Regions from separate parts of the Mus musculus genome. Here region 2 is linked to region 1. Evidence: chromatin loops called from intact Hi-C (ENCODE). Cell type or tissue: heart. All regions are shown on one strand. Links, peaks and the distances in the headings refer to the core of each region. The heading gives the core; the rest is flanking DNA.

What was found. Hi-C counts contacts between places; a loop is a spot of excess contacts. Peaks named below come from ENCODE experiments on the same cell type or tissue, not always from the same donor. Only the 100,000 strongest peaks of a DNase experiment are listed, where the experiment ranks them.
Region 2: a loop joins it to region 1, with 4 times the contacts of the local background. A loop is called at or near these places in 11 of 42 quality-filtered maps.

The regions. Positions count from the first base shown.
Region 1 is chr5:110,634,846-110,645,955 of GRCm38, forward strand. No RefSeq gene overlaps it. Among named protein-coding and RNA genes, the nearest start is that of Noc4l, 13 kb to the right of the region's middle. In heart, for the core only: a CTCF peak has its summit at 4,885 (motif pointing right); a DNase peak (open chromatin) is centred at 4,846; H3K4me3 peaks cover 276 bases; H3K27ac peaks cover 304 bases; H3K27me3 peaks cover 396 bases.
Region 2 is chr5:110,373,249-110,381,248 of GRCm38, forward strand. Fbrsl1 (fibrosin-like 1) reads right to left here. Exons shown (of 19, transcript NM_001142642.1): 7 at 6,021-6,345; 8 at 5,646-5,866; 9 at 5,181-5,249; 10 at 4,790-5,007; 11 at 4,109-4,159; 12 at 3,154-3,222; 13 at 3,005-3,034; 14 at 2,759-2,830; 15 at 1,142-1,271. Among named protein-coding and RNA genes, the nearest start is that of Lrcol1, 33 kb to the left of the region's middle. In heart, for the core only: CTCF peaks have their summits at 3,733 (motif pointing right) and 6,761 (motif pointing right); a DNase peak (open chromatin) is centred at 3,773; H3K4me3 peaks cover 482 bases; H3K27ac peaks cover 948 bases.

The sequences.
Region 1 (11,110 bases), core at 1,601-9,600:
CACGCACATATATCTATATCTGTGTGATATGCGTGTACGTACACACCGCAAACATACTATGGATTCTACAATCACACGCAAATGTGGCTCCTGTGATCCCTTTTGTTCCCTGAGAGGCCACCCACATCTTTGAGCATGACAGCTTGCCATTCAGTTCAAAGAAAACTGACTGTCAACATTCCTTCCCACATCCCTCCTTCCCTCTGCTGTTGCCCAGCCTTGGGTAAACATGCCCTTAAACTGGGGCAGATGTGCCACTGGGACCCCATGCACCAGCTTGGCAGATGGGTGCTCATGATTGTTGTAGAAATAATTTAATCCCAGCCTGGGGTTCCTACCCCACCTTTGGTTATTGAATTCCCAGATTTAAATACACACACACACAGCCTTTATATTTACAATAAGCCCTAAACAGCACAATAGTTAGGCAGCTGCCTACCCTCCACGCTGTTAGAATCCACTTTCCGATTGATAACCCTAAGTTATCACTTCCTATTTGCTATGTCCCACCTGGGCTGCTCTTAGCACCAATTGGGCAGCCCTCGGGGCCATGCTCTCTTGGTTACCTTAGCCCATAGTGGCTGCTGCTTCCTTCTCGCCTGAACATTCTTCCTCATGGTGGTTCTCTCCAAGCCCACAAAACCTAAACCCTACCTATCTCTCTTCAGCCCAGCTATTGACTGTCGGCATCTTTATCAATTAGAAATATCTTGGGGGGGGGACTCTCTTGTCTCTGGGGCAGCCAGTCTTGGGGCCCCCAAATTAGCATTAGAATACAAGCAGCAACAGGTCAACCCACTATACATGACTGCCACGACGCAGGTGAGCCAGCAGAACATGGCTGGCAGAGGCTCAGTGGAGGCACAATTACCAAGAGGGGTGATGTCTATAGCAAGTTAGTCAACCACATTCTCCTGGTTCTAAAGTGTCGTGAAGAGAGGGCAGGAGCTGGGCTTGACTCAAATGTCTAGTAGTCAAGGACCCATGGCCAGCAGAGTCCTTGCTTGTTGGTCAACTTCCCTAGGCAGACATAATAGAAATTCCCTGGGGCCAGAGTCAAAAACAGACTTGGCAAATTGAATGAGCTTAACAAGGGTGACATAAAGATACCAATTGCTGCAGTCTCCCCAAGTCACCAACCCCTCTCATGCATCAGGCTCTTGTTTTGTTCTATTTATTTTTTTTTTATTTTTTTATTTTTTTAAATTATAAAGGTCCTAAGGCTACTCGAAATTGAGGCAGACCTGGTTTTAGGGCTCCACCTAGTGTTCATAAAGCAAAGTGACTCTGTGTAAATAACAAAACTAAGAACCATTTTCCTCCCCAACAGGATATTGTGGCTTATTCCAGTGTGTAGAGCTGACACCATTTAGAGGTAGAATGGAACAGATAAATGAGGCGGACTTGTGCCCCATGCAATAGCCTACTTTATTCAGATCCTCAGGTATTTATTCCCTGAGGGTTAAAAAAGGTAACAAGGAGCCCGTGGTGGCACACACCTTTAATCCCAGCACTGGGGGAGGGAGGGTTGCGGGGGGGGGGGGTGGGTGGAAGGGGGAGTGAGGCAGATCTCTTAAGTTCAAAACCAGCCGGTCTACAGAGAATTCCAGGGCAGCCAGGGCTACACTGAGAAACCCTGACTTAAAATGCCACCCCCAAAGAGAGGTCACATGAATAAAGCTCTCAGAAGTGCAAGCTGTATACAGTCTCATGGATAAGCCACATGTGGTAAAGATATGTTTTTTTTTTAAATAGCGGCATATAGACATGTAATTGAATAACAGCAGCAAACAATAATGAGTAATCTGAAGGAAGCTCACTCCTTTCTGCTACCCCTGGGAGGGGCATGAAAACACATTCCAAGAACAATTCCACGCTGTGAGAAAACCCTAAGCTCACAGGACCCTGTCTTCTCGGAGTCTTCTCACAAGGACTCGGCGTCCCCTTCACGTGACTTCATTCCCGGCCCGTGCAGACCTGTGCCAGCTCCAGCAGGCCACGGAGTGTGAAGATGAAGAATGGGCCCCCATCTGGTGGCCACAGACACACACCTCTGTCACATCTTTAAGGTTCAACCGATGTCCAAGAATCTTGTTTCCAATAAACCAGAAAGGAGCCACCAAGCCTCCAGGAAATGAAGCAAACGCTTGCACATAGATTCAAGATGAAGTCAATAAAGCAGTGACAGACACCGGGAGTCAAGCAGGTGACAGATGTGAGGAGAGTGGGCGTCACAGAGGCCTACCAAGGACTAAGGAACAGGAGTATGGGAGGGAGCTTCCACTTTGTTTGACACAAGCCGAGGACTCTTGAATAAAAAGAGCCCTCGGTGTGAGCTGAATTCCTACTCCTTGGTGGTCCCAGTCATGTGGGACTGAGATATTGCTAGTATTCAAAGGATGTTTTTATAAGGGCACAAAGTCCCAGTATAGATAAATGAACACCCGGGAAAGAGCCTTTTAAACCTGGCGGCTGATGAAGGAAACAGTTGGTCAAATACTTCAGAAGGGGATCTGGAAGCACAGATTGTGAGCCCCTAGGAACTACTGTCCGTTCTGAGTTGGTAGCCACAACGTAACTCATACAGGCCTAGGGTTCACTGTCACCACAGCTCAGAAAGCAATGGATGGTAAAGGGAGATGGGAGAATAGGCCCTTCAGGGGGACACTGACCCCAGAGAATTAAGAACAGGTAGCCGATCTCACCAGAGAGGGAACAGGCTCTGGTAACTGTCACCGGCTAAAACCAAGCCTGCTGACTTGTTTCCTAAGTGGGAATAGTGACCAGCCTCTTCTGATGGTTGCAAGGCCTGCTTATGGCTGTCACTCAGCTGCCCCTAGATCTCCTTATGGTTGGATGCCAGCCACAGCCTTCTAGGTCTGAGTAGACAGCCAGCAGCTGCTACAGAGGTTCCTACCTCAGGGGGACCCAGCCCTGACCTAGGAAGCTATTTTAAAAAGAGTTATCTGTGTCCACCAAGCCAGCCCAGCTGTAGAATAAATGCTGTTGTACTTTGTATATTCAGTTCCAAAGCAATTTGCACTCTGGCCACTGTACTAGAAGGGACACAGGCACAGACTACAGAAGGTATTCCTGAGCTAGCAGCTTGGCTCTGTGATGGTAAGAGTGTAGCTTTTTCTAGCAGCTACTGACCTAGAGGTGAGACCCTGAGAACAGATGAAGTTCCCTAGGGAGCATCCATGTACCCCAACCTCTAGTGGGGCAGTCATTTTTAGCTGGGGATGTTTGCCAAAGCACCAAGCATGGCTGTTATTTGGGAAGTATGTCACTGACATCTTCGTCCCTATAGCAAATTTGCTAAGTGCCAATTAGATGCTCAAGTGTCTCCACCTCCCTTCGGGCATGGGATTCATTACTTGTGAGTATGACTCGATTGCCTGAAGTATTTGCATCTCTAGGTAGAAGACAGGAGGGACAAAGAAGAAAGGACGAGGAGGAAGAGAAGAGTCATAAGGTGAAGCCATTGCACATTGAAAAGGGAGACTTGTTAACGCACAATAACTACTCAGTAGATGGGGCTGCAGTGAGCCCCTTATATTCATTCCTCTAAGACTCAAGAAGAGAGGGGGCTGGAGAGATGGCTCCGTGGTTAAGAGCACTGACTGCTCTTCCCATGGTAGCTCACAACCATCTGCAATAGGATCTGATACCCTCTTCTGGTGTATCTGAAGATAGCAACAGTGTACTTATATAAATAAAATAAATAAATCTTTAAAAAAAAAAAAGACTCAAGCAGAGAGGCCTCTCCTCTGCCTGTGTAGTCATAACAGAATACCTGAGAAATACTAACTAGGAAAAACAAATTAACGATCTGGAAATTCACAGTCAAGATGCCCTCAGTGAGGGCCTCCTGCTTCATGGTCACATAAGGTAGAAAACACACACACTGTTTGTATTCAAATGTTAGTACTGGTTCCTCGAGAGAGTCTCCTCACCCCACCCCACCCAGCAGACTACCTCGTCCTCAGGTGATACCATGTTGACCTCCCATTTTAACTGCCAATAAAAGGCTAGAGCCTGTGATTGGGCAGTGGAGGGGAAAAGGTGGGACTGGAGAGGGAGTAGGAGGCAGAGGAAGAAGGGGAAAGAGGACAGAGGAAGAAGGAGGAGGAAGCCATAATGGGCCAGAACCGCATGGCTGGGAGAAGCCGCAAGCAACAAGGGGTCTCATAGCTGGGGAATAAGTTAGTAGTATATTAGATTTTCCCAATCCACTCCCCTCAGCCCCATATAAATAACTAGGGCTGATCTCTAAAGGTGCACCAGGATGGAAATTAAACACCAAATGGGTCTAAGGGGTCTACAGACTGAGGCTCCCTCTCCAAACCCCAAGCAAACCTCAGCAACCAGTGGCAGCGCCCCTGCCCTGAGCTGGACATAGGCAGCGCCATAACATGGTTTGGGGGGGGGGGGGTCCCTGCGCCTACAGAAGAACCAAGGACCCTGGGGCACGACTGCCTGAGAAGCAGCCTGCAGTCTTCACAGCTGAGGATCAACAACTGAAAACACACACACACACACACACACATACACACACACACACACACACAATACAAAAAACCAAAATCTAACTTTCCAAAGCTTTCTCTCACAGGCACAGCTGGCTGATCTGGGTATCTCTACCCCGAGCAGGCCTTCCTGCGCTCGCTTTTCCTGTATCCCCCACGTCTAAACTGGACACGGAACAGCCAGACCTGCTCTCCCGACTGCAAGCTGCCTGAAATCAGTGCACATGCTGCCGACTGCAACCCAAACAAAAGCCAGAGAGAGGCTCAGAAGTCCCACGTCTTTCTACAGTTAGCCACCACCACCCACTTCCTGCGAATAAGATTCCGAGAGGACTGCAATGTCCTGAATCGAACACCAGGGGGAGACAAAGGTACAAGAAGCTCCAGATCAGGTACTGAGAATTCAAAATTGACAATCACAAAAATTAGATACCTCCTTTAATCCCAGCACTTGGGAGGCAGAGGCAGGCGGATTTCTGAGTTCAAGGCCAGCCTGGTCTACAGAGTAAGTTCCAGGACATCCAGGGCTATACAGGGAAACCCTGTCTTGAAAAACTGAAAGAAAAGAAAAAAAGAAAAGACTGGGCAATACAGCCTAAAGAAAACACAAGAACTAAAGGAATTTGTAGGTCATGCTAAGCAACAGAGAGAAGAAAATGAATACAGCCTAGAGGAAAATCTGGAACGAAAGGTACAGGATTCTATTGGTCAAGATAACAGAGAGAGGAACATGAAGGTTAGAGACAGGAGCTGGAAAAGATGCTAGAACAAAGAATGCAAAATTTCACAGGTCAGAATGAGCAGCAGAGAAGAAGAAATGAGAATTGGAAGTGAGACTTGGAGGAGAATCTTCTAAAATTAATCAGTCAAAATAAAATAGACATCACAATATCAGGATTACAACATAAAGAAAAAATAAGGTGAAGGGGAGCTCTGAGCAGGGGGTGCAGACACTTAAGGAACAGGAGGAGCAACAAAAGGAGAAGTCTGAGGCATGGGGGCAAGCTTTGGAGGAGAGGTTACAAAAAGATATTATTAGGTTGAACAAAACACCAGGATGACAGAGATACAAGCGCTAGAGAAATATTGGCACAGGGGCTGGAGAGATGGCTCAGTGGTTAAGAGCACTGACTGCAGCCGGGCGGTGGTGGCACGCACCTTTAATCCCAGCACTTGGGAGGCAGAGGCAGGCGGATTTCTGAGTTCGAGGCCAGCCTGGTCTACAGAGTGAGTTCCAGAGCAGCCAGGGCTACACAGAGAAACCCTGTCTCGAAAAAAACAAAAAGACTGGAAGGATGTGGTAAAAGCAATATGAGAACCCGGGTCACCTTTATAATGGTGCTTGTGGTGGAGAGAAGAAGCAAAGGAGATAGCCCAACAAAATAAAGCCAGAGGTAAGAATATTTCTGAAGTTCTGCTGCTTGGGGAAGGTCATTTTGCTGAGCTAGAAGTAGACGCTGAATATGATGAAAGCTTGATGTTATGTGCTAAGGCAGCCTTAAATGCTTGAGACGAAGTCGCAGAAAGAGTAGAAAGACTTGAACCTTTTTTTTTTCAGGCCAAGCAAGGTCTAAAAGAAACATTCCTTGACTTTTTCCAAAGGTTGTCTTTATCTGTGGAAAGAAGTACATTGGATCCATTAGTAAGAAAGTCCTGAATCAAGACTTTATCTTTTGAAAATGGGAATGCTGAATGCAAAGAAGTAATCAGACCATTGAAGGCAGGGTCAGCATCAATAGAAGAGTGGATTAGACATACAGTGGATGTTAGACCCCGTTCACCTGATATGACCTTAACAGGAGAAGCTGCCACTAGAGGCCTTGAGGCCATACAACATTTCTTAATCGTGGTGAGCAAGGTTATGTCAAAAGAAACTTCAGAGAAACTGGGCAGTGGTGGTGCACGGCTTTAATCCCAGCACTTGGGAGGCAGAGGCAGGCAGATTTCTGAATTCAAGGCCAGTCTGGTCTACAGAGTGAGTTCCAGGACAGCCAGGGCTACACAGAGAAACCCTGTCTTGGGAGAAAAAAAAAGAGAGAGAGAGAAGCTTCAGAGAAAACCAAATTAATTCCAAAAGGGAGCCCAAGCCTCCTGGGATATGCAAGAGATGTGACAAAGGCCTAGACACTGGACTAGGGAATGTAAATCAACAACAGACAAATGGGGTAACTCTTGACCAAAAAACTCCCAGGGTATGGGGTGGGGGGGGCTCTCGTAGGCCCCAATGCCAAACAGGAAAAATTCTCTTCCTCAGGACAATTAAACACCACTGTTGAAAATAGATATTATAAGACCAGATAACAAGGTTAAGACAAATTCTGTAGATAATTCGAAAAGGGCCCCAAACCAATATTTTGGCAAACTTCTATAGAAGATCAAAGGCCCAAGGTAAGAATACTAGTAAACAATATTGAGATCAAAGGAATGGTCAACACTGGTGCAGATGTCACCATTATCTCTCCGAAATCTTGGCCTGTAGGTTGGCCACTTCAAGAGGTAGACATCCAATTTCAAGGAGTTGGGACTTCATCTCCTCTAAAGCAAAGCACCAGATTTTAGATTTACAGGGCCTGAAGGTCAGATAGGAAAAGTAAGATCATACATGTTATAACAATGGAAAGCACAAATTAACATCCCTTCAACTTTGGAAGCTAGCCACACCAGGCAGGCTCCTACTTAAAAAATCAAACTAAGCCGGGCATGGTGGCACATGCCTTTAATCCCAGCACTTGGGAGGCAGAGGCAGGCGGATTTCTGAGTTTGAGGCCAGCCTGGTCTACAAAGTGAGTTCCAGGACAGCCAGGGCCACACACAGAAACCCTGTCTCGAAAAACCAAACCAAACCAAAACAAAAAACAAGCAAACAAACAAAAAAATCAAATTAGTTAAGGAATGCTATCCAAGACAGTTTCAGACTGTCCAGGATGTCCATAAATAAGATACAGCAGGGGCTGACTGAAAGATCCTGACAGAGTGTAAAAGGTCACAGAAACCCTGAAATTGGCAAAATAGATTTCATTGTTAGCAGAACTAGCTTCACTGATTTAGAAAAATAGAGGTGCACAATGCTCTGGCCGCTCCTTGAACCTGTGTGTCCGCCAATGTTCTGACCGTTCCTTGAACCCAGGTGTGTGCCCACTGCTGCACAGGTGTTTGTGATATTGGTTGCTGGGATAGAGTCGGAAAATCTCCACAGCAACCACAGTCAGGGCCAATCCAGAGTTACTGCACCTGCACCAGACTCTTTCCTTGTTTCCCTCCCACACCCATTTCTTGAGAAATCAATCATTTTAGAATAGACATTGTTTAGATCTGGAAATCCCCTACTCCCTCCTTCTCCTTTCCCCCTTGAAGACCTATAAAAACTGGGACCCCTTTCCCCTTGGGGTCGACTCCTACCCCTGCGTGGGATACGAGTTGTTCCCAGAGCTCTGGCTTTCCCCCAATAAAGCCTTGTGTGGTTTGCATCAAGTTTGGTCTCTTGTGAGTCCTTGGGGGTCCGCTATTATCCTGAGACTTGAGTGAGGGTTTCCCTTCGGCGGTCTTTCATGACAATCCAACTTTACATCGGGAAGCCACTGCTAATAAGACACCAACAGCCTTACCACTAAGGTAGTTCACTGACCAACCCATTTGGATTGAACAATGGTCTATGACAAAAGAAAACCTACAGGCACTAGAACAGCTAGTCCTGGAGCAGCTGGAGGCTCAGCGTGTAGAAGAGTCCACCAGCCCTTGGAAGTCTCTGGTATTTGTCGTTAAAAAGAAATCTGACAGATGGAGGATGTTGGCAGATCTCACAGTGATTAATAAGATTATTCAGCCAATGGGTTCCCTGCAGCCTAGAATCCCATTGCCTTCCTTGTTGCCTAAGGAATGGCCTATCATAGTGATTGATCTTAAAGACTGTTTTTTCACAATTCCTCTACATGAACGTGATAAGGAAAGGTTTGCTTTCTCAGTACCTACCTTTAATAGAGGTCACCCAATAAAAATTAATAGAAGCCCAATAAAAAGATATTATTGGAAAGTCTTTCCACAAGGAATGTCAAACAGTCCTACCTTGTGTCAATATTTTGTACCACACCCATTGGAGATCATTCATAAACAATTCCTCCTCAATCCATTATTTATCATTATGTGGATGATATCCTATTGGCTGGTTTGAATACAGATACCCTGGAGAGAATTTTTGATGAAAATGTTTGATGAAGTAAAAAAAAAAAAATCTTGCCTTGTTTGGGATTTAGTATATAGAATAAGTACCAAAGGTTAGATCACAAAAGAGTGCAACCCGGGAGAAACCAATCAAACTCTTAATGCTTTTCAGAAGCTACTAGGGGAGATTAACTGTCTGTGGCCTGCAATTGCTTGGCCACTCAAGAGCTAAGCAATTTATTTCAAACCTTACAAAGTGATAAAGATTTAATAGCCCAAGGCTGAAAATGAGTTAGCGGTGATGAAAAGGAAATTGCAGCATACACATCTAGATCGTATCAATCCAAAGATGGCCTGCACCTTAGTTATCTTGACTTCTACTCATTCCCTTAGAGGAATTCTTATGCAGAGGGAATATCTTAGAATGGATACATGTCCACACACACTAGAAAGCAAAACAAATGAAAAAATATAATGGCTATATGATGTTTTACTATAATTTTCTAAGTTTAGTATGTCCCAAATGCTGCATGGACATGCTTCTATTAAAAAAAATGCTTTTGTCAGGGCTAGAGAAATGGTTCAGACATTAAGAACCCAAGTTTGAGCCGGGTGTGGTGGTGCACGCCTTTAATCCCAGCACTCAGGAGGCAGAGGCAGGCGGATTTCTGAGTTTGAGGCCAGCCTGGTCTACAGAGTGAGGTCCAGGACAGCCAGAGCTACACAGAGAAACCCTGTCTTGAAAAAACAAACAAAACAAAACAAAACCAAGTTTGATTTTTTTCTTTTATAAAGATGTATTTATTTTATATATGTGAATACATTGTCGCTGTCTTCAGACACACCAGAAGAGGGCATCAGATTTCATTATGAATGGTTGTGAGCCACCATGTGGTTGCTGGGAATTGAACTCAGGACCTCTGTAAGAGCAGTCAGTGCTCTTAATTACTGAGTCATCTCCAGCTCCCCCGAGTTTGATTCTTAAGACCTACATGTCAGCTTGTAAATATCTGTAACTCCTGTTCCAGGAAATCTAATGCCCTCTTCTGGCCTCCACAGGCAGCAGGCATGCGTTCAGTACACAGAGAAACATGCATACAGACAAACATTCACATTGTCTTGTTACCATATCACAGTTCATCATCAAAGAAAGTCAGGACATGTACATTTTTTCTGTGAGCCCATGTTAGGTGATTGTGTGAGTTTTCTTATGGTGTCTGTATCCCCTTTGGCTCCTATAATCCTTCCCCTATCCTGCAGAATTTACCAAGCTCTGCCTGATGTTTGGCTGTGGGTCTCCGCACCTACTTCCATCAGTTGCTGGTGAAGTCTCTGACAATGATTATGCTATGAGTATAACATAATATCCTTTGGAATTAGGAATCTTTTTTTTTTTTTGAATTTTTTTCCTTTAATGACAGTCCTGCTTGTTTCTATCCTAGACTTCTGGACTATCCAGCATTTGATTTCCGGCCCTCTGGGCAGTATCAAGAATGGGGTTCCTCTCCTGGCATGGGTCTTAAGCTGGACTACTCATTGGTTGGTCACTCCCCCGTTTCTACACCACCTTTACCATAGTACATCTTGTAGGCGGGACAAGTTGTAGGTTGAAGGTTTTGAGGCTGAATTGGAGTCCATATCCTTCTGTGGTTATGGGAGATGGCCAGTTCAGGCTCCCTGTCACCCCTTACTAGGACTCTTAGCTAGGGTCATCCTTGTTAAGATGTCCGGGAGTTTCCATTGCATTTGGTTTCTACCTTTCCTCCAAATCTGCCTCCACCACACACACTCTAGTTGTTTCCCCTAGTACTCTCTCTCCCTAACCCCTGATCCCTCTTGTTCCCGGCCCCACCTGGCCCCAGTCTACCCATATTTATTCTATTTCCCCTTCCTAGGGAGATTCATGAGTTATTGCCATCCCCAGCCCCTTGAGCCCTCCTTGTTTCTTAGCCTTTCTGGGTCTGTGAATTATAGCATGATTATCCTTTACATATATCTACTTACAAGTGAGTACATACATCCTTGTCTTTCTGGGTCTGGGTTGCCACACTCAGGATTTTTTTTTTCCTAATTCCATCCATTTCATGATGTTATTTTTTTTAAGATTTATTTATGTTATTTATATGAGTACAGTTCACTGTAGTTGTCTTCAGACATACCAAAAGAGGGCATCGGATCCCATTAAAGATGGTTGTGAGCCCCCATGTGGCTGCTGGGAATTGAACTCAGGACCTCTGGGAAAGCAGTCAGTGCTCTTAACTCCAGTCCGATTTTTTTTTTTAACAGCTGAGTAATACTCCATTGTGTAGATGTACCGCATTTTCTTTATCTGTTCTTCTATTGAGGGACATCTAGGTTGCTTCCAGTTTCTGGCTACTATGAATAAAGCTGCTGTGAGCATAGTTGAGCAAGTGTTTTTAGGG
Region 2 (8,000 bases), core at 1-8,000, 260 kb before region 1:
GGGGACAGGGGGAGGCGGAGCAAGAGAGAGAAAGGGAAGGGGGAAAAATACAGGGACTGAGGAATGGAGGAGAGGCCAGCAGCAGGACCTTACAGAACACGCAGAGTTATGTCCTGGGGCTTGAGCCACGCTGTAAGCCATCAGGGACATCTCTGCTTTGAGGGTCTAGATCTGAGGTCCAGTCCAGTCCAGAGGCCACCAGCATGCCAAATTCAGGGATGGGGAAACGCCACCACACTGTGAGGCCAGCTCTGGGTGGCTAGGCAGCTCTGCCGTCCTGATGTGTTAGCAAAGGTGAAAATGTACTTGCTCCCCCCCCACCCCCCATGGGCACTGAATGAAAAGAGGGTGGAAAGGATGAGGGTATCTGGAGCTCTGAGGTAACAGACCTGAGACCTCGTGGAAGAAGAGGGATCCTGCAGAGGGAAGTCAGCCTTCACGTGTGCTGTGTGCACATGTGAGCATGCACACAGGCTGCAAGAACATTCTCAGAGAGGCCCTCAACTTGTCTCTACCAATATCTGGGTTCGGGTTTTGAGTTTAAGGAAGTTCCTTCCATGGCCATAACTGATCTGCAGCACATACTGTGTCTAAACTTCATTCACGTAGCCTCATGCTGAGTCTCTGGACTCCTGGAGACGTGGGATTTGGGTACATGTCAGACAGGTATCCCCAATAAACCCTGGGCATGCAGTCTTGTTGCAAAGGTCTTCCAAGGCTAAGAGCAGATAACTCTGCACTACCATGCACTTAGGGAAGGCTGGGTGGGACACAGGTTGTTGGAAAGAGTTTCCTACATGTGTAAGACAACACAGATACTGTCCTGGGGGTGTTGAGCTTAGAGAAGATGAGAGTCCCAGTGATGAGGGATGCCAGGATGAGGAGAGACCAGGTCACCAACTGTCAGGTAATGTGGGACAGAAGTCCAGGTGATACACAGTGGTCAGGGTCTTGAGTAAGTAGCACCAGGGTCTCAGTGTACATGGGCTGGCTTTGGGAACTATGGGGTCTTTGGACTGGAACCAGCAGTAGATAGATATAAAGAACATTGTGAGGGCCCTGGGAAAGTCATCCCCACACCGGACAAGACAGATATCTTGGCCCCATTCAGATCGCTGATCCCAGCTACCCTTGGTCTCACCTGTGCTGGAGAAGAGGGGCCGGGCCAGGTCCTGTGGGTAGTGGAACCCAGAGAACATGCCTGGGGCGGGGGGCCGGCTGAACAGGTCCAGCTTTGTGCCAACCTCTAGCTTGTGGGGGTCCAGCTGCATCTGCAGGGGGACAGAGTGTGTGCCAGGGCTGTGTGCAGAGGCTTGGCCATTGCCCCAGGTAGAACCTGAACTGGTGGCCTGGACTATACAGGGACCTTGGAGGTGCCCCTTAGGAGCTGCCCATGCTCTGGCAGCCCCAGGTAAGGGGAAGGAAAACCAGCTTTAATGGGTTTCATCTGGGACGGGAGAACCAGAACCTTACTGTGGTATGCTATGCATGGAGTCGCAATGACATGCACCACCTTTATACTATGGCCTCAATCAGTGCATTCTTCAGAGTATTTGTGTATTTCATTTCACAGAAAATAGCTTCATTTAGATTTCACAAAATTCAGTTGAAAGAGCATATCCACAGGCCTAAGTGGTTCCAAATTTGTGCTTGTTTTCCAATGATGCAATTTATGTTTAAACACATGAATCTACAGCAGTGAGATGGCTCAGCAGGTAAAAGGCTCCTGCCGCTAAGCCTCCGGACCTGCGTTCAAGTCTTAGGACCCACATGGCAGAAAGAGAAATGCAACTCCTTCAAATTGTCTCTGACCTCCAAATGAACGCCATGCACACGTTAATTACATACGCAGCTGCACATACATGGAAGCTCTCTCTCTCTCTCTCTCTCTCTCTCTCTCTCTCTCTCTCTCTCTCTCACACACACACACACACACACACACACACATATGAAACCCCCAACCATGACTTTATTAAACTTATGTAGACCTGCGGTGCTTGTTCTTTGCGCTGGCCAGAGGCTCCACTGAGTGTGGCTCTGAGGACAAGGACAAGGGAGCTGTCCTTCCAATTCCACCCGTGCCTGTGAGCTTGTGGCCAGCATTTGGGGACTCACGTTCCTCCTACTTTTTAAAGTATGTCATATTCTCCCCCCGCCCCCCGCGTGTGCACGAGCACACTTATATGTGTGTGGTGTTTACACATCACCATGTTGGAGTGTTCTGTGTTAGGTGGGAGCATGTGGGAGGCAGTGAAACCCTGTATATATGTCTATATATATGTCTATATATGTTAACAGCTGAGTGAGAACGGAGCCCTTATTTCCTATAATGCCCCCAGGGATCACTCAGGAATCACCGTGGTCACCCCTGAGTTTTACCACTCCAGTCCTGGAAATTCACACTGCAAGTACCTTCCCACCTCTCCCGAGGCACGTGCACTCTCTCATGAGTCCCTCGCTGCTGACTTGACTAAGGTCTTTTAGAAGACTTTTACAACTATACACAGGTGCAGTGCATCATGGGTAACATCTGTACTGCAGACTGCCCTGACTTCCGGTGAAGACACTGTCCCTCTGCCAGTCAGACACTTGGGCACAGGCACTGTCTTCCCAACCCAGGCTCTTCCCGGGCAGTTCCACGAATGTTCCTCACTGTGACCTTGGAGCTGGCCAGAGCCTCTCATCACACACCCTAGAGTCCTCCCATACGGCCCCACCAGGGAGGCCCTGGCAGTGCACCCGCCTGGCCCGGCCTCACCTTCATCTTCTGCTGCTGGTGGTAGATCTGCCAGGCGATCTGCACGTGTACCGCACACCACTTCCCTGGTTTCTGTGGCAGGACCGGGATGTGCTCAGAGAGCCCAGCGCCTCTTCCCGGGCCTCATCTTCCCCAGATTCCTACCATCAGGACCACCCCAAGGCCACCCAGGAGAGAACCGGAGTCCTTCCCAGCCACAGCCCTGGGTGTGCTTCCAACTCCTCTTCCCAGCATGCACTCACTCACCCTGACTGCTGTCCGGTACGGATCGGACACCTGTGGTGAACAGGAGAGAACAGGTCATGTTTCGGCTCTATGGGAACACAGGCTCAGGGCTGGGAGAGACAGCACCTGAGTGTATGTGCCAACTTACATGGCTGACTGCTGACACCTACCCCAGGGGCTTTCTGCAGGAAAGTGTGAACTGCACTCGACCGGCCTGTTATTTCGATTGAGTTTGAAGTCTGAAGGTACAGGGAGAGAGAGCATGAGGGACCAATAGGCTGAGGAGGGAGGAAGCAAGCAGGAGGAGCCCCGAATTCTGCGACGGAATATGCTTTGGCATGCTGGTGGGACCCTGCACAGTTCCCCAGTTCCATCATAAGACCACCTCCCCTTCAGTCAAAAGGACTGGACAAGGCAGGAAGACTGGCTTATGACATCGCTGGGGAGAACGGACTGTCCCAGTCCGAGAGGCACCTACACACCAAGACAGTTCTTGGGGAAGGAACAAGCACAGTGCCTAGCCCTGAAGACTTGGGTTGCTGTTGCATGAACAAAGGGGGCTTAAGTGAAAGGTGGCCTCCATTCTCTGGTTGGAGGGAGAGGCCATGGAACCTCTCCTGCTCAGCTCCTGGCTCTTCCTGCTCCTTCCCTCCTGAGCAAGGTGATGGGTTTCACTGCCACATCAGTTGGCCAACTCCTGCACGGCTCAGTAGCAGGCTTTCTGACTGCAAAAAGGCCCTCAGCCAGCAGGGGTCGCTCACAATAAGGCCAGATGGCAACAAGAATGGGAGCTAGTCAGTAGCCCTGCCCCATGCCCTAAACCCACCCACCTGCCAGCCTCCTCCCTACCAGGAGCAGCTGCTCCTTGGGTTGAAAAGCACCCTAAATGGACCCAAAGGGGCCGGGGTGTGCAAGCAGGGTGGGCATCCCAGGGCCTGTGGGAGGGAAGGTCGGGAAGAGCTGCAAGAGAGAGACAGAGCTCTGGACTGTGGGTCCCACATGGTGGAGGACCCTTGAGCACTGCCTGGTTCCTCCCCCTCAGCATCCAGAAGGAGGCACGGACAAGTCTGTAGCTTCCTCACACCCCCAGTAGGCTGAAATCTGGGCCTGAGCACAGGGACTCACGTTGGAATGTCGGAAGTAGGGGCTGTCCAGCTTGGGTGAGAACTTGTCAAACTGCAAGGGAAGAAAGCGAAGGTCAGACTTCCTGTACAGGCCGAATGCCCTCCAGTGGACCAGAACCCACCCGTGGCTGGGTTGGGCAGTGACCAGGGCACATGGCCTGGTGTCACCTGGCTCCTTGAGCGCACTGGCCTCTGGCCCTGTGGGGCCTAGGCTCCTGGTTCAAAGAGGTTGGTGTTTACTCAGCTGAGGCTCTAGACAGGGGGGTGGGCATGAAGCCCTGGCTGGAGAAGTCAGGTAGGAGAGCCGTGAACACCCCAGGCGGTGACAAAGAGAGAAAAGTGGCTGAACGCAACAAGGTGGAAATGGACCAAGAGACACACAAGAGGTCTGCAATGGCCTGGTCCTAGTTTTGTCTAGGCTCTGAGACCTGATGTCAGTCAGGCCTAAGACTGAGCACTGCTGCAGCTAGCCCAGGCTCAGGCCCTGGCAGGGGAAGACCTGAGGGTGGGCTGGGGTTCGGGCCCACAGTCCAGCACCCAGCATGACGGCCAAGTGGGGCCTGCACACGCTGGCAGGAGGTATCAGGGCCGTGCATGAGAGTGAGCGTGCATCTGTGTGTACGACTCCCTGTCCCACCCACCCAGCCCGCCCTGCCAGCAGCCAGCACTCAGGCCTACGCACCGGCGAGGGTGCGGTGGGCGGCATAAGCGGCGTCGGGGGCAGCCCTGCAAAGGGGGCAAATGTGTGTTGGTGCTGGTGTGTGTGCTGGTGTGTGTGCTGGTGCGTGTGCTGGTGGAACTCGGCCCGCAGCAGAGCCCCCGGGCCCAGGGAGGCGCCAGGCCGCTCCGCGTTCTGCACCAGAAACCGCGTGTTCAGCTCTTGCCTGAGCAGTTCGTGATCTACAAGAGAAAAAGAGAGAGAGACAGAGAGGCACGTCGGCCATGGGCTCCCAGCGGGACGAGGCGGATAGTCACCTGGCACTCCCGGGGTCGGCAGGCCAAGCCGTGGTGGCTGCTCGCTACTTGCGGGCCCAGGGGTGGAGGTAAGAGAGGAGGAGCCTGTGACCAAGTACCAATCAGAATCCCCGAATGAGGCTGGCAATACATGATTGGCTGGTTGAATGAGATCAACAGACTGGCATCTAGAGGCAAGGAGAGAATTCTGTGAGCCCTGTCCAGCGCACAGCCCTCGGTGGCCTCAGGCTGGGATACTGGCCCTGCAGGATGGGTGGTGACTGCTCGGAAATCCTTCAGAGATTAAAAACTGGTGAAGGTTCCAGCCAGGAGTAAGAGGAGGGACTTGGGGCCTACTCGGGGTCTTCTGGATGTTGGGAGCAGCAAAGGTGGAGGAGGCCAATGCAAAGTAGGGGCTGCCTGCCTGAGTAGGGAGGGATGTACAGAATCCTCGAAGATCCCCTCCACCACGACACTCGAAGGGCTGGCTCACAAACCTCCCAGGCTCTTCCTTCACTTCAGCCTGCTGCCCCACACTGGCCAGGGCCCCGCTGAGGTTGAGCACCCTTGGGTAGAATACCTACCGGCGGGGTGTCCTGGGATGACCAGGCTGCTGGCGGGCAACGCCGGGGGCGGGGGCAGTGTTGGGGGGGCAGCGAACATTGCCGCGGCGTGGTGCTGGTGCTGCGCCTGGGACCTGAGCGCCAGGTGTGAGGTAGACAGGTGGGGGCCGGGGCCGTGTGGAGACAGTGTCACGTGCTTTGCCAGGCCCAGAGGGGTGCCACTGACCGTGCTGCTGCTCCTGCTGTAGGACATAGGGTTCAGTGGCATCCTTGCTCTCAGAACCCGGACATCCCAGAGCCACAGTCCCTTTCCGAGGTCAGCGGCACCTCCCTCAGCCCTGAGATGGGCAGGAAGCCACAGCCCCACCCCAGGCCATGGCTTCACCCACTCCCTACCTGAGGCTGTGCAGGTGCAGGCTACTGGATGCCACCTGGCCAGGGCCAGGGCCAGGGCCCACGAAGGCGCCCAAGGACAGAGGCACGTGTGTTGGGAGTGAGCCCCGGTGCTGCGGGGTAAGCTGTGGCTGTGGAACGTGGTGAGGTACAACGGGCGCTTCTCTCTTCACCAGGGGGCTGGCCGGAGTTCCTGGCGCGGGCCCTGAGGGTGCAGGTGCTGTGGCAGGCAGGAAAGCTTCCGTGCTGAGCTCACTGCTGCGCTCCAGGCCTGACACCTTGGGCACTGCCCCTGCCTTGGCCTCTGACTTCTCACCTCTCCCAGAACCTGCAGAGAAAGGGCAGGTGTGTTGTAAGACCTGGCGCTTTGTGCCCAAGCATCACTTGCCAGTAACCAGGATGTCAGACCCTGCCACTGCTCTCGGCACAAGGCTGAGGGTCCTGTGATGATCCCTATATCCAATGGGGAAACATGAACAGAAATAAGTAAGTCCTGCTCATTACCTGAGGTCACACAGATAAGCTCGGGTGTGCCAGCCTCCTCCCTGGTGCCCAGCCCCAGGTCCTTTCCATAACTCCAGAATCCCAGGCTCCAAGGTAAGGCTAGGGTATAAGGCTGTTACTAGCCCATTTTTAAAGTTTCTGCGAGGTTCCTCCCTAACCCCCATGTTTATTGTGTGTGAGTAAAACTGAATGTATCCTGTGCACCAGCAGCTTGCCTGGTGCCTGTGGAGGTCACAAGAGGGCATCAGATCACCTGGAACTAGCGTTGCAGACGGTTGAGAACCACCATATGGGTACTGAGACTCGACTCTGGAAGAGCAATCAGTGCTCTTAACCATCTCTCCAGCCCCTCTTTCCCTTTTTCTTTTCTTCCTTTTGTTTTTTTTTTTGGGGTCAAGGTTTCTCTGTGTAACTTGGCTGTCCTGGAACTCACTCTGAGAGAGTAGCTTTGAACTCAAGAGATCTGCCTGCCTCTGTTTCCCAAGTAGCTAGGATTAAAGGATTGCACTACCACCCCTCAGCCTCTCCCCCTCCCACCCCTCCCCACCTCTTTTTGGGGGGGGGGTTTGGTTTGGTTTTTCGAGGCAGGGTTTCTCTCTGTAGCCCTTGCTGTCCTGGAACTCACTCTGTAGACCAGGCTGGCCTCAACGAGCAAGAGATTTTCCTGCATCTGCCTCCCAAGTGCTGGGGTCAAAGGTGTGTGAAACCACTGCCCAGCCCTTTTTCTCTTAAAAATAAACATTTCTTTTAGTTTTAAAATGATGTGTTGTCAAGGTGTGTGTCTTTGTGAGCACAAGTGTGTGAGGAGAGAAGAAGTGTTAGATTCCTGGGAGCATGTGTTAGCTGCCTGATTTGGGTGTTGGAACCCAAACTCTAGCAGTCCTCTTAGAGTGCAGTATAATTTCTTAACCACCAAGCCGCTTCTCCAGCCACCCCTCCTCCTTAAGTGGTCTCTCTCTCTAGGTAGCTCTGGCTGTCCTGGAGCTCGCTCTGTAGACCAGGCTGGCCTCAATGATCAAGAGATCTTCCTGCATCTGCCTCCCAAGTGCTGGGGTCAAAGGTGTGGGACGCTATGTCCTAATTTCCCTTTAAGCTATTGTTTTCTTCACATTGTGTGCTCGAGCTTGTGTATGCCCATGCCATGGTACTTGTGTGGGGCTCAGAGGAGAACCTGTAGGAGTCACTTCTCTCCCTCTGAGATGTGGGTGCTGGATTCAAGTTCACTAAAGGTGGACTTGGCAGGCAGTGTGCCCGCTTGGCACCACCTTAACCACTGAGCCACCTCAGTGTTGAGAGATGAGTCTTGAACATGTTAGGAAAGGGCTCTGCTACTGAGCTATCTCTCTAGCCTTTGACTCTTTTAATTTTCAGACAGGGTTGCTTTAAGTCACCCAAGATAGTCACAAACTCACTCCATGGCCCACAATGGCCTCTAATTTTAATCCTCCTGCCTCAGCCTTCAAAATAGCTGGGAAGAGA